Regions from separate parts of the Homo sapiens genome. Here region 2 is linked to region 1. Evidence: read pairs that join two places in POLR2A ChIA-PET (ENCODE). Cell type or tissue: MCF 10A. All regions are shown on one strand. Links, peaks and the distances in the headings refer to the core of each region. The heading gives the core; the rest is flanking DNA. Region 1 has its middle 190 kb from the start of LINC02219. Region 2 has its middle 130 kb from the start of LINC02219.

Region 1 (11,776 bases), core at 3,725-8,724:
TACCCTCTGCCAAAAGTCTCGCCAAAAGTGCCAAAAGTGGTCATCAATAACAAACACAAATAAAATTCCTGCCTGTGATGGACAAGAGTCTACAAGAGACTACATGTGGAATGGTTAGTAAAAAACCCTTTAGTTTATTTTCCATCCTGGATTTTTGTGCAAGTACACTTCCCTCCGGTGCATAGATTTCTCACAAAAAAACAGAGAAAAGGGAGGTGTGAATGTATCACCTTGCTCATGAACATGTTGGACGGGATCGCCGTTTGCACTGCGACTCTTCTCCCCTCCACATGGAAACCGAAGACTGCTCTGTGGCTCTGACTCAATTAGCAGCATGTTTTTTCACAAGTGGGTGGGCCATCTCCATTAGAGTGACCTAATTCTATGGGGCTGCTTCTGTATTGATCTGGGTGCATTACCACAAGGTTACACATTCGTTAGTGTAACTGGGTAAAGAACACTTTCAGGGAAAGCGTGGAAAGAGATGGAAGGAACAATATATGCGCTCTCCTTGGAGCAGAAATTAGAATCCTTAGATTATTCTTGTCCAGATTAGTGAAAAGTTATGCCTTGATATTCTTCCCAAAGCTCCTTTCCAAACACCTCACTGCTTTTGTCTGTCTCTCATGATCTACCATGATGAAGATCATAAAAGGGAGACCTGATAAACTGGGCCACAACTAACTCTGCCAGCTGACTAGAACTCACTGAAAGAACTCAACACCACAATTAGATGACCATTTCCCACTGAAGATGGTGTATCTGTATGAAAAACAGTGAGAACAAAGATGAAGTAACGTCCTGACAAAGCAGATGAGGTTAACAGCACCCATGACCAGATCTTTCTCTCTCTTTCTTTCCTTCCTTTCTTTCTTTTCTTCATTTATTTATGTCTCCTTCCTTCCTTCCTTCCTTCCTCCCTCCCTCCCTCCTTTCCTTCCATCCTTCCTTCCTTCCTCCCTCCCTCCTTTCCTTCCTTCCTTCTTCTTTCTTTCTTTCTTTCTTTCTTTCTTTCTTTCTTTCTTTCTTTCTTTCTTTCTTTCTTTCTTTCTCTCTCTCTCTCTCTTTCTCTCTCTCTCTCTCTCTCTTTCTTTCTTTCTTCTTTCTTTGTTCCTTCCTTCCTTCCTTCCTTCTCTTTATTTCCTTTCTTTCTCTCACTCTTTCTCCCTTTATTTCAAGACAAGGTATCTCTTTGTCACTCAGGCTGGAGTATAGTGGTACAATCGTAGCTCACCACAACCTCCAACTCCTGGGCTCAGGTGATCCTCCTGCCTCAGCCTCCCAAGTAGCTGAGATTACAGGTGTGTGCCACCATACCCAGCTAATTTTTCAATCTATTTTTTTTTTATAGAGACAGGGATCTTGCTATGTTGCCCAGGATGGTTTTGAACTCCTGGTCTCAAGCCATCCTCCTGCCTTGGCTTCCCAAAGTACTGGGATTACAGGCGTGAGTCACCATGCATGGCCAGATGTTTTTTTCTCTGAGGAAGATGATATATCCCATTATAAACATGGAAGAAAAAAACCCAAAGAGTGGTGATAACTATTCTGTTCACTACACCTGACCCCCAGTTATTCAGCTGTCTGCTATGTTACTAAACAGGATTATCTTCCTTGGCAAAATTAAAATTAAATTTCTGCAATTACCTGAATCTTAACCACTAGCTACTAGCAGATATCAGTGGCTAGTCAGAATGATGATCCTATTTTGAAACTAGAATTAGGAGCTTTGTATATAAGGTAAAATCATGCTCCAGAATATGCTCATAAATTGTAAATCTTGAAAGTCTGTTGAAGTGATGGTCCCTTCTACTGAAAAACACACACATGCTTCATTGCTTCAGTGTCAGAGGACTCATGGATTCTCAGAAGCCATTGCGTGGGCCTTTACAGCCTAGATTAATATCCTAATGTCAAATATATTCCGACTCAACTCTCTCCTCTCCAGCCTTACCAAAGCTGTTCTGTTATAGCCTTTCTCATCTCCTAACTGACTCTTATCACCGCCTCCACACCCACCAAACCCTAGGTGGGCCTGAGCCCTCCCAGCCACACTGCAACCACAGTGAACCATCAAAAACCAAAACTGGGCACATTGTGCCTCTGCTTCCATCCCTTCCATGGTTCTCCACTCACAAGATAAAGCCCCGACACCCCCATGGCCTGGTCCTTAGCTTTACTTCCCCATCCTCACTTTTAATCAGGTCCTGACTGATACCCAGTGCCTCAGAAGTTCCAGACTTCTGCAATTTCCTGTATGTATTTTTTGAGTACATGCCTTTGTTTTTTTTTTTTTTTTTTTTTTTTTTTTTTTGAGATGGTGTCTCACTCTGTCGCCAGGCTGGAGTGCAGTGGCACAATCTCAGCTCACTGCATTCTCTGCGATTCTCCTGCCTCAGCCTCCCGAGTAGCTGGGACTACAGGCGTGCACCACCATGCCCAGCTAATTTTTGTATTTTTTAGTAGAGATGGAGTTTCACTCTGTTGGCCAGGATGGTCTCGATCTCTTGACCTCGTGATCCGCCTGCCTTGGCCTCCCAAAGTGCTGGGATTACAGGCGTGAGCCACCACGCCCAGCCTGTTTTTAGTAGTTACATCAGCTTGACTCCATACACTCACCTCTCTCTCATTCCCTTTATTTGGTTAGTTTTCATTGCCTATGAATGACTCATTTCAGTTGTCTCTTCCACCAGCAACCTGTTCTGGCATCTTCTCTTCTCTTCCTGACTCATTTAGGGGGCCTTGCTCCGGGGATCTATAATGCCTATAAATATCCTTATTGCTTACCACATTGCACTATAATTATCTGTTTAGATTTTTGTTTTTCGCTGTAGACCAGAATCTTCTTGTGGGTAAGGGCTTTATCTTATTTTCTTTATCTCTCTCCAGGTCTCAATAAGGGGCTTATAGAGAGTAGCTGTTCACCAAGTATTTAATTGCCAAATGAATAAGAAAAATGAATAAATTAAAGAATAGATGCTTTATAAATAATCACTAATTTTTTGGTTTATCATGTATCTTCAGGATCTAAGAGGGAATATACACAGAAATCTAAAGTAAATGAAATGAAACATATGTGAAAGAACCCAGTAGAATGCTTGGCACATAGTAACACACAGTGTAGATTTTGTTTTCCATTTATATTAAATTATATAATTAAATATAAAAAATAATTTATTCACATTTTTATAATAAATTTATTTTCTATAATGTAAATATACTGTATGTTAAAATATAAAGTATAATATTTTATAATATACATTTATTTATATCAAATCGCATCTCAAACTAGGACCAAAAAGAAATAAGATATGTTTTATTGAAGTTATTTAATCAACAAACATTTATTGAACTGAATATTATATGTAAAAGCCCACCACTGTACCAAGTGCTGGAGGTACTGAGAGTGGAAGGGTTTGATCGCTCCCTGCCTTCAGAGACCTTACGATCAAGCAGGCTTCACAATTCCCCAGTCCTCCTTCTGCTTCCTCATGAAACCCACCCAGGAGTGTCCTAACAAACCTGTAAGTGTATGTCTCTAGGTTCCAATTAATTGTGACTTCATTCTTATTTTTAAAAAAATCCAGAAGGAAGCTTTTTAAAAAATCTATAAGAATATTTAATAACATTTTTGTTAAATGGTGAATGCCAGGGACAAATATGTTCTGCAATTTTATATCTTATTTAAGAGTGATTCTTGTCCAGGTGTGGTGGCTCACGTCTGTAATCCCAGTACTTTGGGAGGCCGAGGGTGGAGGATCACTTGAGGCCAGGAGCTCAAGACTAGCCTGGCCAAGATGGTGAAACGTCATCTCTACTAAAAATACAAGTATACAAAAATTGCCAGGTGTGGTGATGCATGCCTGTAATCCCAGCTACTTGGGAGGCTGAGGCAAGAGAATTGCTTGAACATGGGAGGCAGAGGTTGCAGTGAGCCAAGATGGTACCAATGCACTCTGGTCTGGGCCACAGAGCAAGACTGTTTCAAGAAAAAAAAAAAATAATAAGTGATTCCTAAGGCACATTTGACAGGCCATCTTTCAAAGGAAGAATTTTCAACCTTAGCATGAGCTGACATTGCCCCTCTAGCACACTCACACAAAAGGAAAAGGTGACATTCCCTTTGACTTCCTGGTTCTAGTCTACTAGTATCATGCAAGGAGGAGGCTGCACTACTGCAGTCACATGGGATGGGAATTTAGAACTATAAACTGCAGGAAGGATGTGGATGATGGCAATTTGACCATGAATTCCAGCTAGCCCTAGTTAAATAAGCAGGCACTAACTATCCCAGGAGATTGTCTTGAGGGCTTTATAGACTTACAGCTGTTGGAATATTAAAGAAATTCTCCAAAGACACAAAATAGATTTGGGGAGCAAATTATGACCCTTGGGATCTGTCTTCCTCACTCTTAGGCCCTAGGGGCTGCATTTTAGTGTACTGAGCTTACTCAATCACTTTTTAATGCCTTGGGAAAATATGTCACACATAAAATTAAATTTGTGTTTGTTTCAATGTCAATATCACATGTGTGTATGAATTTAATGACATAGAAACAAGAAAGGAAGCTCAAGACATATCAGATATATTGTGAGCCAGTGGTTAGTGTTGTTCCTGTTCAACTCTTGAGGATGTTTGGCAATGTTTGGAGACATTTTTAGTTGTGACAGATGGGAAAAGAGTGTTTCTGGCATCTAATAGAAAGAGGCCGAGGGCACTTTGCTGAACATCCTATGATACATAGGACAGGCCCTCTCAACACAGAATTATTAGGTCCAAAATATCAATAGTATTGAGGTTGAGAAATCCTGGGTTAGGCCTTGGCTAGTGAAATAAGGAATGATAAGACCTCCATTCTTTCTTATTATCTTGTTACATATTTTCATTTTCACCATGCTCCCCAAGACAGCTATTAAATACAAAGAAAAATTTAAATGAGGTCTTTGTCCTCATAGATCTTGTAGAGTTCATTTAATAAGACCATGTAGATACCTATAAAGTGTTAAATAACAATACAATAGAACAATGAACAAAAATAAAGCAGAGTATTAATTGCCAAATATTGGTATGGGCAATTTTGCCATGAGTTAAGAGATGGAAGAGGACATACTCGAAATAGGAATTTGCGGCTGGACGCGGTGGCTCATGCTTGTAATCCCGGCACTTTGGGAGGCCAAGGCCGGTGGATCACCTGAGGTTAGGAGTTCGAGACCAGCCTGGCCAACATGGTGAAACCCCATCTCTACTAAAAATACAAAAAATTAGCTGGGCGTGGTGGCAGGCACCTGTAATCCTAGCTACTCAGGAGGCTGACGCAGAAGAATGGCTTGAACCCAGGAGGCATAGGTTTCAGTGAGCTGAGATCATGCTACTGCACTCCAACCTGGGCAACAAGAGTGAAACTCCATCTCAAAAAGAAAAAAAAAAAAGAAAAGAAATAGGAATTTGCATTAAGATAACAGACTCTGTGGGAACAGGGCTCTGGTGTCTTCTGCATATTGCTGTGTTCCTATCACTTAGTACAGTGCCTGGCATGTAACAGCTACTCACTATACTCAAAAAATACTTATTGCATGAATCCAGGAATAGATTTAGAGAGAGAGGCCAAATATTTTCTGGAAGATTGGGAGGAATGGAAAAAGTCAATGCAAGGAGAAAAGAATGGGATTGATATATTTCCAAATTCCATGTATCTTGGGGACCGTATTGAAATAGGAAAGTAGGTGTGGGTGTAGTAAAAGGAAGTTGGTGCTAGTTTAGGAAATTCGGGTTTGCTGCATAGATACTGGGAACACAAATTGGAATTATGTTTGTTCCAGAATAATTGCAATCCGTTTAATGCTTGCTTGTTTGAATCTGAGGGGGTGTGTCTTTAATTGCTCTTCACTGAGGACAGATGCCAAGTGCGTGTGTGAGTGTAAATCTCTGTGTGCGTGGGGTTGTGGGTGTTGTGTTAACTTCGTCATCCTCTTTATCTAAATGTCTTCCTGATCCTCTTGCCTGAGCCTCCACCTTTTCTGTCTAGCCTGCACTGAGTTCCCTTCTCATGCATGTGGCAGTGACTCAGGGGCGGAAGAAGGACTGCCCAGCCTGTGCCTGGTCACTTCCTGCTGTGCCTCCAGCAGGGTCTGCACATGACGCTCCGATTTTCCCAGCAGACCTGAGGAAGTGCCCACATGGCGTGTCTGCCATGGGGGAATGCAGCTTTGCTGTCATTGTCACTGAGCTGCCATTTAACTGAAGGTTTACAGCAGCCCCAAAGTGTCTGCTGGCCTCCTCATGGAAAGTGGAAAAGGCAAGGGCAGGGAAGGGCTCATCTGAGTGACACTCTGTGCTGCCTGCTCTTCCTCCACTGCTTGACTTGGCATCTGTCATGGGTTATGTAAACAAATAAGAGGAACAATCCACGCAGGGCCACTGGCTTTAACATGCCTTTCCTGTGTCCCAGGGTGTGCGTAAGCAGGGAACACAGTGGGTGATGACAGGGGTTTGTTCCTGCCTAGAAGGGAGATTCTTTTCTGGCCTGGAAAGTTCTTTTTTTTTTTTCTTTTGCTTTCTTTTTTTTCTTTTTCTTTTTTTTTTTTTTGAGACAGCGTCTCACTCTGTTGCACAGGCTGGAGTACGGTGGCACGATCTCGGCTCACTGCAACCTCTGCCTCCTGGGTTCAAGCGATTCTCCTGCCTCAGCCTCCCGAGTAGCTGGGATTACAGGTATGCACCACCATGCCTGGCTAATTTTTGCATTTTTAGTAGAGACAGGGTTTCACTCTGTTGGCCAGGCGGCTGGTCTCGAACTCCTGACCTCAAGTGCTCTGCCCACCTCTGCCTCCCAAAGTGTTGCGATTACAGATGTGAGCCACCGCACCCAGCGAAAGTTCTAAGAGCTTCCTTTTAGACTTTCCCCCTTTGCCCTTTGATACCCCTGTCTTTGTGATACAGAAGGTGAGCTAAGGCTGCAGGGTGCCAAGGATCACTAGACACAAGACACCCAGGAGGCCACTAGAGACAAGCCTGGTTCTGAGTAACCTCTGTTCCAAAATGATTGGCCTGCACCCAGAGGGAGGGCACCTGGATGCCAAGAAGTAGTAATGAATTGGGGAAAAGAGTGGAAAGACATGACATTGATGGCTTGTTTTCATAAACACTAGTCTTAATTGTGATGACATACAGAAGAGTGTTATTATAATATTCAATGCATAAAGTTAGCATGACAATAACCTCACATTCTCTAGCATGACCTCATGTTCTCTTTCAGTGACTGATTATTATTTTCATTATTATGTTTTGAAGCAATTCTGCTGAAGGATGATCAGTGTGGATTTTACACATTTTACAGTAGAGGAAACAAAGCCACCAGGAAAGTTCACTACCCAACGATTTGAAATGGTCACTGCATTTCCCACGGAAAGAGTTCACATTGTCCAAGGCTTGTAGGACATTTACTAAGATGGAATCCTGTGAAATTGCCAATATTGGGTGAATTTTTTATGTATAAAAATAGCAGTTTCATAGCTCCAACATAAAATTATCAACAAAGGAAACTATCTTTTCTACCTCTTATAGTGGAAGGTGTTTGGGGTCTTTATTTTTTAATTTTAGAATAGGCATACTTGGTTCGACCTCCACTGTAGAATAAATTTATTTCCCAATTCTGGGAAGGAAACCCAGGTTCCCCAAGCTTTGAAGATTCCTGATGGTCAGTACTTGCCTTCCCCAGCCGCTCAGGCTGCAGTCCTGAGAATCCTCACCCTGGAAGCTCAGCCCTGCCTAGTCTTGGAGCAATTCCTGACCCAGGTGGACAAATATCAGTTGGCTCAGTACCTACATGTTGGGGTCTAGAATTAGTCTGGCTTCCCTGAGCCCAGAGTCCACATGCCAGGGATGAACTCTTGGCATCTCACAGCCATCACTGTGCAATCACCTGCCCTTCCCAAGCCATGTCCCAGGCCATACACCTGAGCCTCTTCTGCCTTGGTTTCCTGAACTGCATTTTGTTTTCCTTCTTGGGGTTTAATTATGCTGTTAATGTAAGCCATCTTGGCATGTGACATAGCTATTCACTGTCATCCTCTGAGGGAATAGGCTTGTACCCAATATTCCAGCCCCTGACTGGTGTCCTGCTTCAAAATGGGTAGACCTTCCTGACTCATGGCCCTGCTCCCCCCATCTTTCAGCAGCTCCTCAAGGTGTCATCAGCCCTGATCACACCAGGGTTTGACATTCCTCTTTAAACACCTTTTAACCCAGGAGGCCTTTTAACCCAGGAGGCCTTGCCTCTTCTTGGCTTTCTTCCAAGACACAGCATGACCCGTAGCACGGGCGTCGTCCATGGCAGAGATGCGGAACCTTCCTAGTTGGCCTTCCAGGCTGCTCTCAGATGAGGCAGTGACTGCCCACCGTCGGCTCTTGAGTTCCCCATTCCACTTACAGTTTGGGACAGAATCCCATTTTGTGGTTGGTGATGAAGAGATAAGAACAGAAGTGGGTGGGAGAAACCAAACACCACCTGGCCTGAAGCAGCACAGGCTGAGGGGACAACAGAGCAGAATGGCCAGGAGGCCGGGGAGCCGGTCACTGCTGTCGGGCAATCTGGGGCAGTCTCTGGCTGGCTTGGTCAGGTGTGTGGTGGAGGAAACTGAATGTTGTCCTGAATCAGAGGCCCTCACATTTTGTGCGTGAAATTAACAGTGTGTGAGAGAAGTCATGAAAAGTGTCTGTTAGTGACCCAATAGCTTTACAAATCATTTGTCCTCCACAATCAGCTGGGAAGAGTCACAAAGGATAAGGTGATTTGGAGATTGGGATTTGTCATTCAGTTCAGAATTTCTTTCTACAAAATAACAATTTTTTCTCTTTTAGGGACAGGAATGATGGTTTTATGTCAACTTATTTCTCCCCCCCCCTTTTTTTTGCTATAAATGTTACAAAGCAATAAATAAACAGTAATGTATACCATTTAGCATGAGGCCATCATAAAAGGAAAAGAGAGTAACACCAGGAACACTCAGTAAACAAGCTCTAAGTGCTTTTCCTTCACCTGGTTTTGATTTTGAGGAGGGGCCCAGGATCACAGAAGAACATTGAAGACCTAGGCTGCTGCTCTGTCACTAACTAGCAGCCCAGCCACCTCTTGTGGTGGTTTGTTCCTTAACTACATGTGTGGCTAGACAAATCATCCAAGGGCTGACTCCACTGTTCTCATCAGTGAGTGTGGGATGCCTGAGCTCCTCTGGCATGCATTCGTTATGCATGCTATGATCCTGTTTTACAGCTATGAACACACATGTCCAGATAACATTTCCTACAGGGCTGGGCTCATGGATTAGGTTTTTTATGATCATTTTTTTATTTTGAAATTTGTTCAAAAATATTGAACATAACAGATATTCATATAACAACATTCCGGGTACTTATCATCCCAAAGGAACAAATATTAACCTTTTGTTTTATTTGTTTCAAATTAAAAAAAAAAAACCAAAACAATATAGTGATCTATCCCCTACTTAGAGAGAACTACTACCTGGAGATTGGTGAATATGAGTTCTGTCTATAGTATCATGAACTAACTACTTACAGATGTAGCCATTAGCAAAATAGTGTTGTTTCCTATCATAAATAATTTCAGACTGTTTATATGAGTCTGCTACTTGCTTTTTGCCCTTAAATTTATAATTTTGAGACCTCCATACTGATACTGTGTTGTAGCTCTAATGCATTCAAGTATTAAACAAAAGTTCATAATATAAATATCCTATTATTTGTTTAATTATGGAACTGTTGGTTATTTCCATTTTTAATAATAGCAAATGACGCTGCCATGAACATTTTGTGCGTGTCTCCTTTTGCACCTGTGCAAAGATTTCCCTAAAGCATGTACTAAAGGTGGAACTTCTAAGATTCAGTGGAGAAACACCTTCAACTTTACTATGTATTGCCAAATTTCTCTTCAAAGTAGATGTACCAACTAATACTCTCAACAAGAGTTGCCAACTTCCCTTCTCCCCAAATTCTTGTTAAGCTTGGAAATTTCTCCCAATTTAATAGGCATGACATGCTCTCCCACTGATTGTTTTAATGTGCATTTACATCTTCATATTTTTTTGTCCATTTAGATTTTTTCATCTGGGAATTATATGCTTTTATCTGTAACAGTCAGGACACTTGCAGGAAACAGATGACACATTTAAATTGGACTAACTTGAGGAGGGACTCTTTACAAAGTTGAAGGCAAGTTTTCACTTTTTTTAAATGGTTAGGGAACTCCTTTTCTAGTTATAATTTGCTATGAAGGTTTTTCCCTTGTTATTTGTTGAGAGAGGATGACAGTTGCAGAGAAAAGACAATGCTTTTAAAGGGCTTCTGTCTTGTCCTTTTTACTTTCTTCTTGGCAGTGTGATTATGCAAATGGTTTTGGGGCAACAGGCATGTTTGTTTTGAATTTTCCCACAAAAAGGGTACTACCAGTTAAGCCTCCAAGACAGATCCTCCATTCCTGCTATCTACATCTGCAAAATATGCTGTTCATGTTTTGATTGGGCAATTTAAGGAGTCCATTTGATATACAGTATTTCTATCAATTCATATCATTCATTTGAGATTATACACCTCTTCCTTCTACCTTCTTTCCTTCCTTTCTTGTTGAAGTCAGTCAAACTTGAGTTCAAATTCTGGCTTTGTCATTTTCTTGCTTCATGTCTTTAGACAACTTATATAACCTCTCTGAGCAACAATCAAGCTACAGTAGCTTCTGTGTCTTCAAGGGCGTACGTAATAAAACCTACCATGCACGTACATATACACATATACATATACATATACATGCATATACAAAGAGACACATGGACATATACACACATGATTAAAGAACATATGCAAACTGGGCACACAGCAGATGCTCAAAAAATGATAGCTCTTTATTGTTGCTATGATCAAACACCTACTATGTATTTTTGATAAGCACTAAGGATACAGAAATAAATAAGGCATGGGGCCTGCCTTAAAGAGGCGTTTAGACAGATTTATGGCCAAGAAATACAATGATGTGTTCTAGTCACCATTACAAAAGTCAGCACAAGGTAAAATAGCGGCCGAAGGAAGGAAGTTGGGGGAAAGTTTATAAAAGTCTTTAGGAGGAGATGGCTGTGAACCAAATGCTAGTGAATAGGTATCTCCCAAGAAGAACAAGAGAGAGGGTTCTCTAGGCAGAGACAGCAGTTTGAGCAAAGCAGGAGAAGTGCAGTAGCCCATCATATTTACATGTGAGCAGCTTGGCACATAAAGTGTAAGCCAGGAGAAGAACAGGTGGAAAAAGGTACGGTAAGAAAGACGGGAGGGCAGAGGGGGCTCCAAAATGCTACTCTAGGGAAAATATATTTTGAATAATCTCCTGTAGATATAAAAAGCTGTTGAAGTTTTCAGAGTAGAAGAGTAATATTATTTGCTTTACATGTTACAAAAAATGATTCTGGAATTATTTAGCAAATTGGAAGAGTTTGCATGGTATTCAAGACTGTGAACCCTGTTGGCTGACAAGTTGGGTTGGAATCCCTGGTTCCTCACTTATAATTAGTTTTGTGAGCTTAGGCAATTTTTTTAACCTTTCTAAACATTAATATCTCTCTCTGTAAAGTGGAGCTATTATAATTATGTGCTTATCTCATAGGGTCGTTGGAAGATTAAATGTGGTAATTCACACAGAGCCTGGCATATAGCAAGCAAAATTAGGGAGTAGAAACCCAGGGATCTAATTGAATTTGGAAGTCTTTAGGACCATCC
Region 2 (11,776 bases), core at 2,580-7,579, 60 kb before region 1:
TTTCCCATTCAGTATGATATTGGCTGTGGGTTTGCCATGAATAATTCTTATTATTTTGAGATACATCCCATCAATACCTAGTTTATTGAGAGTTTTTAGCATGAAGGGCTGTTGAATTTTGTCAAAGGCCTTTTCTGCATCTATTGAGATAATCATGTGGTTTTTGTCTTTGGTTCTGTTTATATGATGGACTACGTTTATTGATTTCATACATTGAACCAACCTTGCATCCCAGGGATGAAGCCAGCTTGATCGTGGTGGATAAGCTTTTTGATGTGCTGCTGGATTCAGTTTGCCAGTATTTTATTGAGGATTTTTGCATCGATGTTCATCAGGGATATTGGTCTAAAATTCTCTTTTTTGTTGTTGTTGTATCTCTGCCAGGCTTTGGTATCAGGATGATGCTGGCCTCATAAAATGAGTTAGGGAGGATTCCCTCTTTTTCTATTGATTAGAATAGTTTCAGAAGGAATGGTACCAGCTCCTCTTTGTATCTCTGGTAGAATTCAGCTGTGAATCCATCTGGTCCTGGACTTTTTCTGGTTGGTAGGCTATTGATTATTGCCTCAATTTCAGAGCCTATTATTGGTTTATTCAGGGATTCAACTTCTTCCTGGTTTAGTCTTGGGAGGGTGTATGTGTCGAGGAATTTATCCATTTCTTCTAGATTTTCTAGTTTATTTGCATAGAGTTGTTTATAGTATTTTCTGATGGTAGTTTGTTTTTCTGTGGGATCGGTGGTGGTATCCCCTTTATCATTTTTATTGCATCTATTTGATTCTTCTCTCTTTTCTTCTTTATTAGTCTTGCTAGTGTTCTATCAATTTTGTTGCTCTTTTCAAAAAACCAGCTCCTGGATTCATTGATTTTTTTGAAGGTTTTTTTGTGTCTCTATCTTCCTCAGTTCTGCTCTGCTCTTAGTTATTTCTTGCCTTCTGCTAGCTTTCGAATGTATTTGCTCTTGCTTTTCTAGTTCCTTTAATTGTGATGTTAGGGTATTGATTTTAGATCTTTCCTGCTTTCTCTTATGGACATTTAGTGCTATAAATTTCCCTCTACATACTGCTTTAAATGTGCCCCAGAGATTCTGCTATATTGTGTCTTTGTTCTCATTGGTTTCTCAAAGATCTCAAAGAAGATCTTTATTTCTGTCTTCATTTCATTATGTACCCAGTAGTCATTCACGAGCAGGTTGTTCAGTTTCCATGCAGTTTAGTGATTTTGAGTGAATTTCTTAATCCTGAGTTATAGTTTGATTGCACTGTGGTCTGAGAGACAGTTTGTTATAATTTCTGTTTTTTTACATTTGCTGAGGAGTGCTTTACTTCCAACTATGTGGTCAATTTTGGAATAAGTGTGATGTGGTGCTGAGAAGAATGTATATTCTGTTGATTTGGGGTGGAGAGTTCTGTAGATGTCTATTAATTCTGCTTGGTGCAGAGCTGAGTCAATTCCTGGATATCCTTGTTAACTTTCTGTCTCGTTGATCTGTCTAATGTTGACAGTGGGGTGTTAAAGTCTCCCATTATTATTGTGTGTGAGTCTAAGTCTCTTTGTAGGTCTCTAAGGATTTGCTTTATGAATGTGAGTGCCCCTGTATTGGGTGCATATATATTTAAGATAGTTAGCTCTTCTTTTTGAATTGATCCCTTTACCATTATGTAATGGCCTTCTTTGTCTCTTTTGATCTTTGTTGGTTTAAAGTCTGTTTTATCAGAAACTAGGATTGCAACCCCTGCTTTTTTTTGTTTTCCATTTGCTTGGTAGATCTTCTTACCTCCCTTTATTTTGAGTCTATGTGTGTCTCTGCACATGAGATGGGTCTCCTGAATACAGCACACTGATGGGTCTTGACTCTTTATCCAGTTTGCCAGTCTGTGTCTTTTAATTGGAGGATTTAGCCCATTTACATTTAAGGTTAATATTGTTAGGTACGAATTTGATCCTGTCATTATGATGTTAGCTGGTTATTTTGCTCGTTAGTTGATGCAGTTTCTTCCTAGCATCCATGGTCTTTACAACTTGGCATGTTTTTGCAGTGGCTGGTACCAGTTGTTCCTTTCCATGTTTAGTGCTTCCTTCAGGAGCTCTTGTAATGCAGGCCTGGTGGTGACAAAGTCTTTCAGCATTTGCTTGTCTGTAAAGCATTTTATTTCTCCTTCACTTATGAGGCTTAGTTTGGCTGGATATGAAATTCTGGATTGAAAATTCTTTTCTTTAAGAACATTGTCTCTTGGCCCCCAGTCTCTTCTGGCTTGTAGAGTTTCTGTGGAGAGATCTGCTGTTAGTCTGATGGGCTTCCCTTTGTGGGTAACCCAACCTTTCTCTCTGGCTGCCTTACCATTTTTTCCTTCATTTCAAACTTGGTGAATCTGACAATTATGTGTCTTGGGGTTGGTCTTCTCAAGGAGTATCTTTGTGGTGTTCTCTGTATTTCCTGAATTTGAATGTTGGCCTGTCTTGCTAGGTTCCTCTAGCCTCTTTTATAAGGGCACTAATCTACTCATGAGGGTGCAGTCCTCATTACTTAGTTACTTGCCAAAAGGCTCTTAATACTATCACACTGAGTACTAAGTAACAATAGATGAATTTTGGCAGCTACCAACATTTGAACTATATCATCAATGTAAGCAAAGAGGTAAATCCGAAGAAAGAACCAACAATAAATACTAGAGATAAAAAGAACTGTAATGGCCAGGTGCAGTGGCTCATGTCTGTAATCTCAGCACTTTGGGAGGCGGTGGATCACCTGAGGTTAGGAGTTTGAGTCCAGCCTGGCCAATATGGCAAAATCCTGTCTCTACTAAAAGTACAAAAATTAGCCGGGTGTGGTGGCAGGTGCCTGTAATCCCAGCTACTTGGGAGGCTGAAGAGGGAGAATTGCTTGAACCCGGGAGGTGGAGGTTGCAGTGAACCGAGATCATGCCATTGCACTCCAGCCTGGTGACAAGAGCAAACTCTGTCTCAAAAACAAAACAAACAAAACAAACAAGCAAACAAAAAAACACTGTAATAAAATGAAGAATGCCTGGACATGGCTAAGGAAAGAATCTCTGAGCTTAAGGATGTTTCAATGGAAACCTCCTGAAAAGCAGAAAGAACAAAGACTAAGAAGAAACAGAACAGAATATTCTAGAACTATGGAACTGCTACAGAAGTTGCGACATATGCATAATGGAAGTACCAGGAGGATTTGCCAGAAGAGAGAAGGAAATACCAGAAGAGAGAAGGGAAGAAAGCAATAGAAGGAATGTTTGGAACAATAATGACTGAGAATTTCCCCAAATTAGTGTCAGACACCAAATCACAAATCTAGGAAGCTCATAGAATACCAAGCAAGATAAATGTTCAAAAAATACCCACAAAAGGATAAAACAAAAAACAAAACCGAAGAATGACACTAGGTATATTATTCTTAAATCAAGGTAAAGGTTGAAAGAAGCCAGAGGAAAAAAATCCCCTGACCTATGGGGAAGCAAAGAATTACATCTGACAGCTCAGAAAACAGATGTGCAAGAAGAGAGTGGAGTAAAATGTTTAAAGCATAAAGAAAAACAAACAAGCAAACAAAAAACTCAACCTAGAATTCTGCACCCTGCAAAACTGTCCTTCAAAAGTGAAAAAACCAAACAAAACAAAATTTCTCGTACAAAACGGGAATTTGTTGAGGGAATTTGTTCCCGGTAAACGTGCCTTGCAAGAAATGTTAAAAGAAATTCTTCAGAGAGAAGGAATATAATATAAGTCTGCAACTTGGATCTACACAAAAAAAGGAAGAGCATTGAAGAAGATATAGTTGAAGGTAAAATAAAAACTTTATTTGGGAGGCCGAGGCAGGTGGATCACCTGAGGTTGGGAGTTGGAGACCAGCCCGACCAACATAGAGAAACCCTGTCTCTACTGAAAATACAAAATTATCCCGGTGTGGTGGTGCATGCCTGGAGTCCCAGCTACTCGGGAGGCTGAGGCAGGAGAATCGCTTGAACCTGGGAGGTGGAGGTTGTGGTGAGCTGAGATCGCGCCACTGCACTCCAACCTGGGCAAGAAGAGCGAAGCTCCATCTCAATAAATAAATAAATATATGAGTGAATGAATAAATAAATAAATAAAAACTTTATTTTTCTTACCTTTAATTGATCTAACAGATACCTGTTCAAAATAATAATAACAGCAACAATGCATGTGATTCTGTATGCTTATGTATATCTTCTGTGTGCATATATGCATATGTATGTGTATATATAACTAAAATAAGTGAAGCAATGATACAAGGGATGAGAGGAAGGAATTAGGATTATTTTGTTACATTATTTAAAAAAAGGGTTATTTGTAGGTGAGCTTGGTCATAGAGATCTACAGTACAGCATAGTTAACAATACTGCATTCTTATTTTTTTACATATTTAATATATTATAAATAGAGATGGAGTCTTGCTATATTGTCCAGGCTGGTCTCAAACTCCTGGATTCAAGCTATCCTCCCACCTTGGACTCCCAAAGTGCTGAGATTACAGGTGTGAGCCACTGTGCCCAGCCAACAATATGGTATTTTATACATAAAATTGTTAAAGAAGGTATACTTTATGTTAAGTGTTTTTATCACAACAATGATAAAAACTAAGAAAGTGGAAGGAAACTTCTGAAAATGATGGATAGGTTATGGCACAGATTGTGATCATGGTTTCATGGGCATATATTTATCTCCAAACTTATCAAGTTGTACACATATTATATATACAGCTTTTTCTATGTCAATTATACCTTAATAAAGTCATTTAAAAATCATACAAATAACATATAACTATGTAATCATTTAAAAATTAAAATACTCTACTTCATTTTCCCATTTTATTTCTACACTCTAGAACCAATCACTGCTAATGATATGATATGTGTAGCTCTCAAATATTGAATTAATTTACATGCATACCTATATAAAAGTGTAAATATAAATTTTTGGACATATAAACAATATCATGTTAGATTATGCATAATCTATGAAAAACTCAAGAAGTATGACCTTGGAAGAATCACAACCATGATCCTCCCAATACCCCTTGTTTTATGGGAAACTGAAGCCTGATAATACAGCTGAGACCAACTCTGTCCTCCAGGAAGATAAGAATGGTGAGAACAAATACATTTTCATATTTCTAGATTTCTAAAAAGTTGTGGAAAGGTCACATTCAGTTGGATGGATTAAATAGTTTGTGTTGAGATAACAGCTGCAGACAGTGATTCCTGGACCTAACCTTATCAAAGACTTCAAAACATGTTGTAAATGTATAACACCTATTTTTTATTCACTATAACTTACTTTTCTAAAAGTGTCCAATGATATCTCAACAGGTTGAGGCTTTATGCTGTGGCTGGAGTAGGAGGGAGGGATTGTTGTGCCTTAGGAGGAATTGATATTACAAATTTGAATCTACTCTAGTTCCAGACTCCAAATCTGGATTAGTTAGCGCAACCTCTTACTCCTGTAGCAGCGTGGCTATATCTTTATCATAGCAAGCTTTGCACTACAAAATAAGCTGTGCAAGAGCTGGGATTAGTGTCTGCTCTGATCTGCTGTGTCCTAGCACCTAGAACATTGGTGCCTAGCAGGTGTTCAATAGACACTTGTTCAGTGATACTTATTTTACCGCATTCTTTGTTATACTGTAAGCTCTTTGGTGGTATGGATCATAATATATTCATCTTTATAGTTCTGCAACTTATATTGGTACATGATTGGTGCTCAAAAATATTTGCTGAATATTATATAAATAGAAAAATAAGTGAATAGATAAAGGAATAAATACATGAATGAATAAAACAAACATAGGCTTTTAACATCAGGAATAGATACTCATTGTTGATCAAGGAAACCAGCCTAGACTCCAGTTAGAAGTCGGAACTGGTGGCTTCTTTGATTTTCTTTTAGGGCCTGACTCTTACTTTTCCCTCATGTACCATGGCATGCTATCCTTTCCTTTATAAAGAAAACCCTGGATTCTTCAAAAATGATAAGGAATGCATAATTTTTAACTGATTCTTTTAAAGGAACTCCTCTTCAGGAGCCATACTTCAGTAACAGTTTATTTCCAAGATTTTCTGCATGTTCTACACACCACATGCCAAGGGCTCATGTTTTATATCAGACAAGATACGATCATTTTCATTTTCACATTTTTTAGATTACCTCTGAAAATGTACATGAGTATCCATATGCAGATTATAATTTTATTTATATAGCTATTGCCAATGAGTTTGCTCCTGGATGAGAGTGAGAAAGAATTAAGGAAGTACATGAATAGCCCTCTCAGGAAGATAGGAATTCCTTGTATCAAAAGGTCAAAGCAGCCCGCAATAATTCTTGTCTCTTATCTCCTCCACAATTTACTCTCAAGAAGTTGCTACTTCAGAGGTTTCCAAAGCTTTCATCACCAATGCAGGAGTGCTTTAGGAGTATTTTCTTTTTAGGAGTATTTTCCATGTACACGGATCCTATGTTTTCACAGATTTACCTAGAAACATTTACGAGAACTTGTTAATTATTTGTTTCAAATATTTTATTTACAGAAAACATCTATAACTACCACTCAGATCTATAGCAAATAGATACTGTCTGTTAGAATTTTTGAAATACTGAAAATAGTGTATGAGTCTTTATCACCACCTTTATGGACTTCTATGGACCTAGGGACTAGCTATTTATAGAGTTACTGTAAGTTTTAAGATCCTGAGCAGAGTTGAATGAGGGATTGGAAGGGGTGGAAAAAAACCAGGAAAAAGAAACTAAATATTTAGTGACTGATTGCTGGAATCATAGTTCTTTTATACATATGTGTCTCATTCTGTATCTTCAAAGGTTTTGTCCTTTCTTTGTTAATGCTGTGTGATTTATTTAATATTTAGAATAATCAATGTGAGATACATATATGAAGATACATTTGTCATAACCTTACATTGTCATATCAAGTCCCACACCAACCATGCTTGTAATAGGAAGCAAAATAAGGAGGTTTAAAGTGATGGATGAGATGTTGTAAATTTGTCTACTTGCTGTGTCTGACTCATTTTTTTCTCTTCCAATTTTTTATAATAAAATACATTAGTATATATATGTTCTTATAATACATTCAACGCAACACAAATTAGAATTATATATTCTATTTGGTCCTATAAAATGAAAGTAGGGTTAGCCTAAGTGTCTGAAGATAATGCAGAAATTTGTCATTTCTTGGTTGTTAAACTACTTTAGGAAATGTGTTAGTGCTCAATTTTATTTGGTGTTTCTTACAATTCCATGACTATAGTGAACATAAAAAGTAAAGAGCCTAACATTCAATAAATATTGCAAGATTATATCTCACAGGCATAAAACCAATTATGTTCTAGAATAGTTAATTTATTTTATTTGGGAAATCCTGGAAAATATCTGAAAACAGTTCCCTTGACACAGATTTAGCCAATACACACATGGTAATTGGCGGCATCAATGTTATACTAAATGATATCTATAAACATCCTTTTAACCAGTGGTTCAATCCTGCTTTCTCACTTCTTTTCCCTGTCCTACGTACTGGCTCCCTGTTTGTCTCTGAGTACTTGTTAAATAGTTTAACTTTTTATCTTATTCTATCTACCTCTGGGGTAAAATTAAAATTTGTGCAGATGGATGCAAATGAAAACAAAGACATATTTTTTCAATAAGCTACTAGAATAGTCAATTGAAAAATGGAGGTATCTATGTATCTTGCAGACTCATCTGTTTGGTAGGAGTGACAAAACATGGGTACATTTAATTAGGTCTAACTTACTGGGAAAGGAGGATGGGGATGAGGTGAGACAAGGGGTAAGATGGGGTGAAATTTTAAGTGGGAGTCCTGGTGGTCAGCAGATAGAAGTGCGATTTTTCTATGTAAGAGGCCTTTGCCTAAGCACCTGTCCTGAATAACTGACACACTCTTTCAAAAGATAACTGATTCAATATTTGGGTGATGACTGAAAGAATTAACCAACTGAAGGACTGAAAATTCTAGAAAAACATAGAAAGGTATGAACTCAGAAAAGATGAACTCAGTCAAAGGTCCTATGCAAAAGCATTAGAGTGACACTGGCCTTGATTTCATCTTGGGTTTAGGATAATCATCACTATATGAAATCTTATAGGTAATTATCATTACAGGCTCAAAATAATACTAATACTCATAAGAACAATACTGACATTTGGATAATTCTTAAAATGCTTTTGAAAGTGCTTTCACATCTATTACTTTAATCTTTCCATTCCCCCCAGAGCAGTGAAGTTTAAGCACTGATATCCCCATTTTAAAGATGAAGGGGCCAAGGCCCAGAGCAGCTGTGAACTCCAGGCCATGAATTGCTCCATGACATGAATGTTAGCAGTTCAGTATTCAGAAGGACCCAGCAAGTCCTGTGATTTCTTTTAGATAATGCCATCCTGTGCAGGAGTCCTGTGCTTTCAGGGAGATTGTTCAGCAAGTAACCTTCCAGCTGCCCAGCTTGCTGGATTGGTCTCTGTCCCTTCACAGACCAGTGGGTGGGTGGCTGCTAGAGCATTTGTTCCTCACCAGCCCTTCTGTGGACCCCTCTTTGTAGATTTCCTGTTTTGATAAGAGGAGCCTGGCTCCAGGAAGCAGGAGTGGGTTTGGAGTTGCTGAAAGAAAGTTATACGTCTCTCTCTTGCTAGCCATATGGAATAAGTCTCAGTCCTTGGTCCTCCTGTAGTTGCTTGCTGGCCCTTTGCAATGAGTTTTCTGTGGCAAATGATGCCAAATGCCTTACAAAGGGAATAGCTTGCAGATGTGGGTATGATAACCTGCAAAGCACAGCTTAAATATAGTAATTGTCTCTAGCCTGCTCTTAACTGTGGCGACAGTGTTTCTACTATGTCATTAGGGAAGGAATTACCAAGTCTTGGAACACAGTGAGCCACGCTTCTGGCACCAGCTGCCAGAGTTTTTACAGAGTTAATTGGCTTCTCACCAAAAAGATTAGGGCACGAGGTTAAAGAATGTGAGAATAAGGAAGAACTAAGATAAATGGGAGACGAGAGTATCCAAAAGCTAACAAAAAGATTTTTGTTTCTATTGTTATTCAACTTAGATATAATCACTTTATCTCTTTGTGCTGAATCCATCATCTCTTTTATTCTGTTTTTCTGTTATCTTCTTCAGTGAGATAACTGAAATTTAAAGGTGAATGGTTTTGCTTTGCAGACTTTCTTTGCCAGCCACCTCCCCTGCCTAGCAGATCCAAGTAGGAAAACACCCTGGCCCTGCCTAGCAGAGCCAAGTAGGAAAAGATCTGAAGAATTTTAGGGCTGGATGAAGTTTAGAGGTTATCCAGTCCAATCTCCCACCTAAGATAGGAGATTTCATCCACTATTCCTTGGCAGGTGGTCTTCCAGACTTCCTACCTTTCAATACCTCACTTTGGACAGTTATTACCATTAGAATATTCTTCTTGATCCTGAATTTTTACTACTCAGAGGTTCTAGTTTTACGCTCTAGAACCAGATGGGACTAGTTTGTTTAGTTTTTTTTTCCCATAGCATATGGATTCAAATATTTCTTATTTATGTATTTATTTATTTATTTAGTTTTGAGACAGAGTCTTGCTTTGTTGCCCAGGCTGGAGTGCAGTGGTGCCATCTCGGCTCACTGCAACCTCTGCCTCCCAGGTTAAAGTGATTTTCCTGCCTCAGCCTCCTGAGTAGCTGAGATTACGGGTGCCCACCACCACGCCCAGAAAATTTTTGTAGTTTTAGTGGAGACAGGGTTTTGCCATATTGGCCAGGCTGCTCTTGAACCCCTGGCCTCAAATGATCTGCCCACCTCGGCTTCCCAAAGTGCTGGTATTACAGGTGTGAGCTACTGTGCCTGGCCACATCAAAATATTTTAATGAGAAAATTATACCTGCCTTAAAGCTGGAATAACTAATAAATTTCATCTTAGTTGTCCAATCCAATAGAGTGCATAGTGGTTGCCTGGAGGGCTATGAGCTGGCCAAACACTACAGGAAGAGAATAATGATTGATTATTAATGTCTTCCACGGACAGAGGAGGAGAGTGGTGGCAGGATGGTGTACCTTTTTAGACCATCCTTAAGTGTAATGTAATCCCCGAGTACCTTTGGTCACTCAATTGTTTTATTTTCATATATCATGGATATTCTCTTTGATTTTCCTGAACAATATTCCTCTTGAAAAATAACTCCCAAAGTTGAACACAGCACTCCCAATGTGGTATGACTAGACCAGAAAACAATGGAAGTATGATACCCATTGAAACATATCACCATTAATGTAGTCAACAATTGTATTTATTTTTTTTGGCAGCCATACCACTCTTGTGACTCATATTGAGCATGTGGCTTACATGCTCACATAGCAGTCAACAATGCAGTATAATTTGAGGGGTACCACAAGAGCCCAGCCACCCTAACATATCTCTTTACTAGGCTGTTTGGTGCTATGGGCTCATTCTATGTGGTCTGATATCCCTTCATTTGTGTTACTCCTTTGGGTTACACAACTGTGTTTGGGGGAATGAATTGAGTCTAGGCTGTTCCCATTAGAATTCTAGAAATTATTAACGCATTGGGGCAGAATGGCTTTTCCATTGCTTCAACAAATATGTATTGATGTATTGATTGCTTACCATTGTTTTAGGCACTGGGGATAAAACAATGAACAAACAAGATGAAACTTCTGTCCTAATGGAGCCTACGCTATAATGTGGGAAGACAGACAATATAAGAAAAATTATAAAATAGATGGTAATAAGTTCTGTGGGGAAAAAAATAGAGCAGAGGGGAAGAATGAGAGGTGGTAGGAGAGGAGACATTGTGATTTGAAATAGAGTAGACAGAGAGGGCCTCAGCTAAGAAGATGAAATTTGAGTAAAGCCCTGAAGGAGATACAGGAGGAAGCCTCAAGGCAGTCTGGGAGAAGAGCAGCAAGAGAGCAGAACAGTAGGTGCTAAGGCTGTGGGAATATGCCTGGCGTGATTGAGGAATACCAAGAAGCCCAGATGGCTAGCAAAGTGATGATGAGAAAAACAGTGTGAGATGAGCAGAGAGACAACAGGTTCCAGGTTGTATAGGTTGGGCAGGCTATTGTAAGGACTCTGACTTTTGTTCTGGGTGAGATATGAGACCATAGGAAGGTTCTGAAAAGGGGAGTGATGTCATCTGACCTTCTCTTGCAAGGATCCCGTAGCTGCTGTGTTGAGAATAGACCGTAGGTGGCAAGGACAGAGGCAGGAGGACTCATTGGAAAATCTCTGTTCTAATCGGGGTGAGAGGTATTGATGACTTTGAACAGGTTGGAACCAAAGAGGTGGATCTAAATTTTGGATATATTTTGAAAAACATAGTCTAAAGAATTTACTGGTGTTTGGTTGTGGGATATGAGAGGGAAAAAAAAAAAAAGCAACCAAGGGCAACATTGAGGTTTTTGAGTCTGAACATCTGGAAGAGTGAAATTACCATTATTCATGTGGGGAATACTGTGAAAACAGCAGATTTGGGAGGAAAATCTGCAGATCTAGGTATCTGAGCAGAAGATTCAGTTAGGCAGTGGGATCTACGGATCTGGAGTTCAGGAGTGCAATCCAGGCTGGAAATGTAACTTCCTCAGCTTGTAAATGGCCATTAAAGCCCTGAGGTTAGAAGAGATCACTGAGAAAGTGAGAGCAGATAAGAAGAGAAAAGGACCAAGGACTGAGTTGAGAGATCAGGTTGATGAGATCAGCAAAGGAGTCTG

Evidence for each region. Peaks named below come from ENCODE experiments on the same cell type or tissue, not always from the same donor. Only the 100,000 strongest peaks of a DNase experiment are listed, where the experiment ranks them.
Region 2: POLR2A ChIA-PET joins it to region 1 with 7 read pairs; 3 of 35 experiments call an interaction of 5 or more read pairs at or near these places.

Annotation. Positions count from the first base shown.
Region 1 is chr5:67,993,433-68,005,208 of GRCh38, reverse strand. No RefSeq gene overlaps it. Among named protein-coding and RNA genes, the nearest start is that of LINC02219, 190 kb to the left of the region's middle. In MCF 10A, for the core only: no CTCF peak of the experiment used is centred there; DNase peaks (open chromatin) are centred at 6,078 and 6,378.
Region 2 is chr5:68,051,965-68,063,740 of GRCh38, reverse strand. No RefSeq gene overlaps it. Among named protein-coding and RNA genes, the nearest start is that of LINC02219, 130 kb to the left of the region's middle. In MCF 10A, for the core only: no CTCF peak of the experiment used is centred there; no DNase peak of the experiment used is centred there.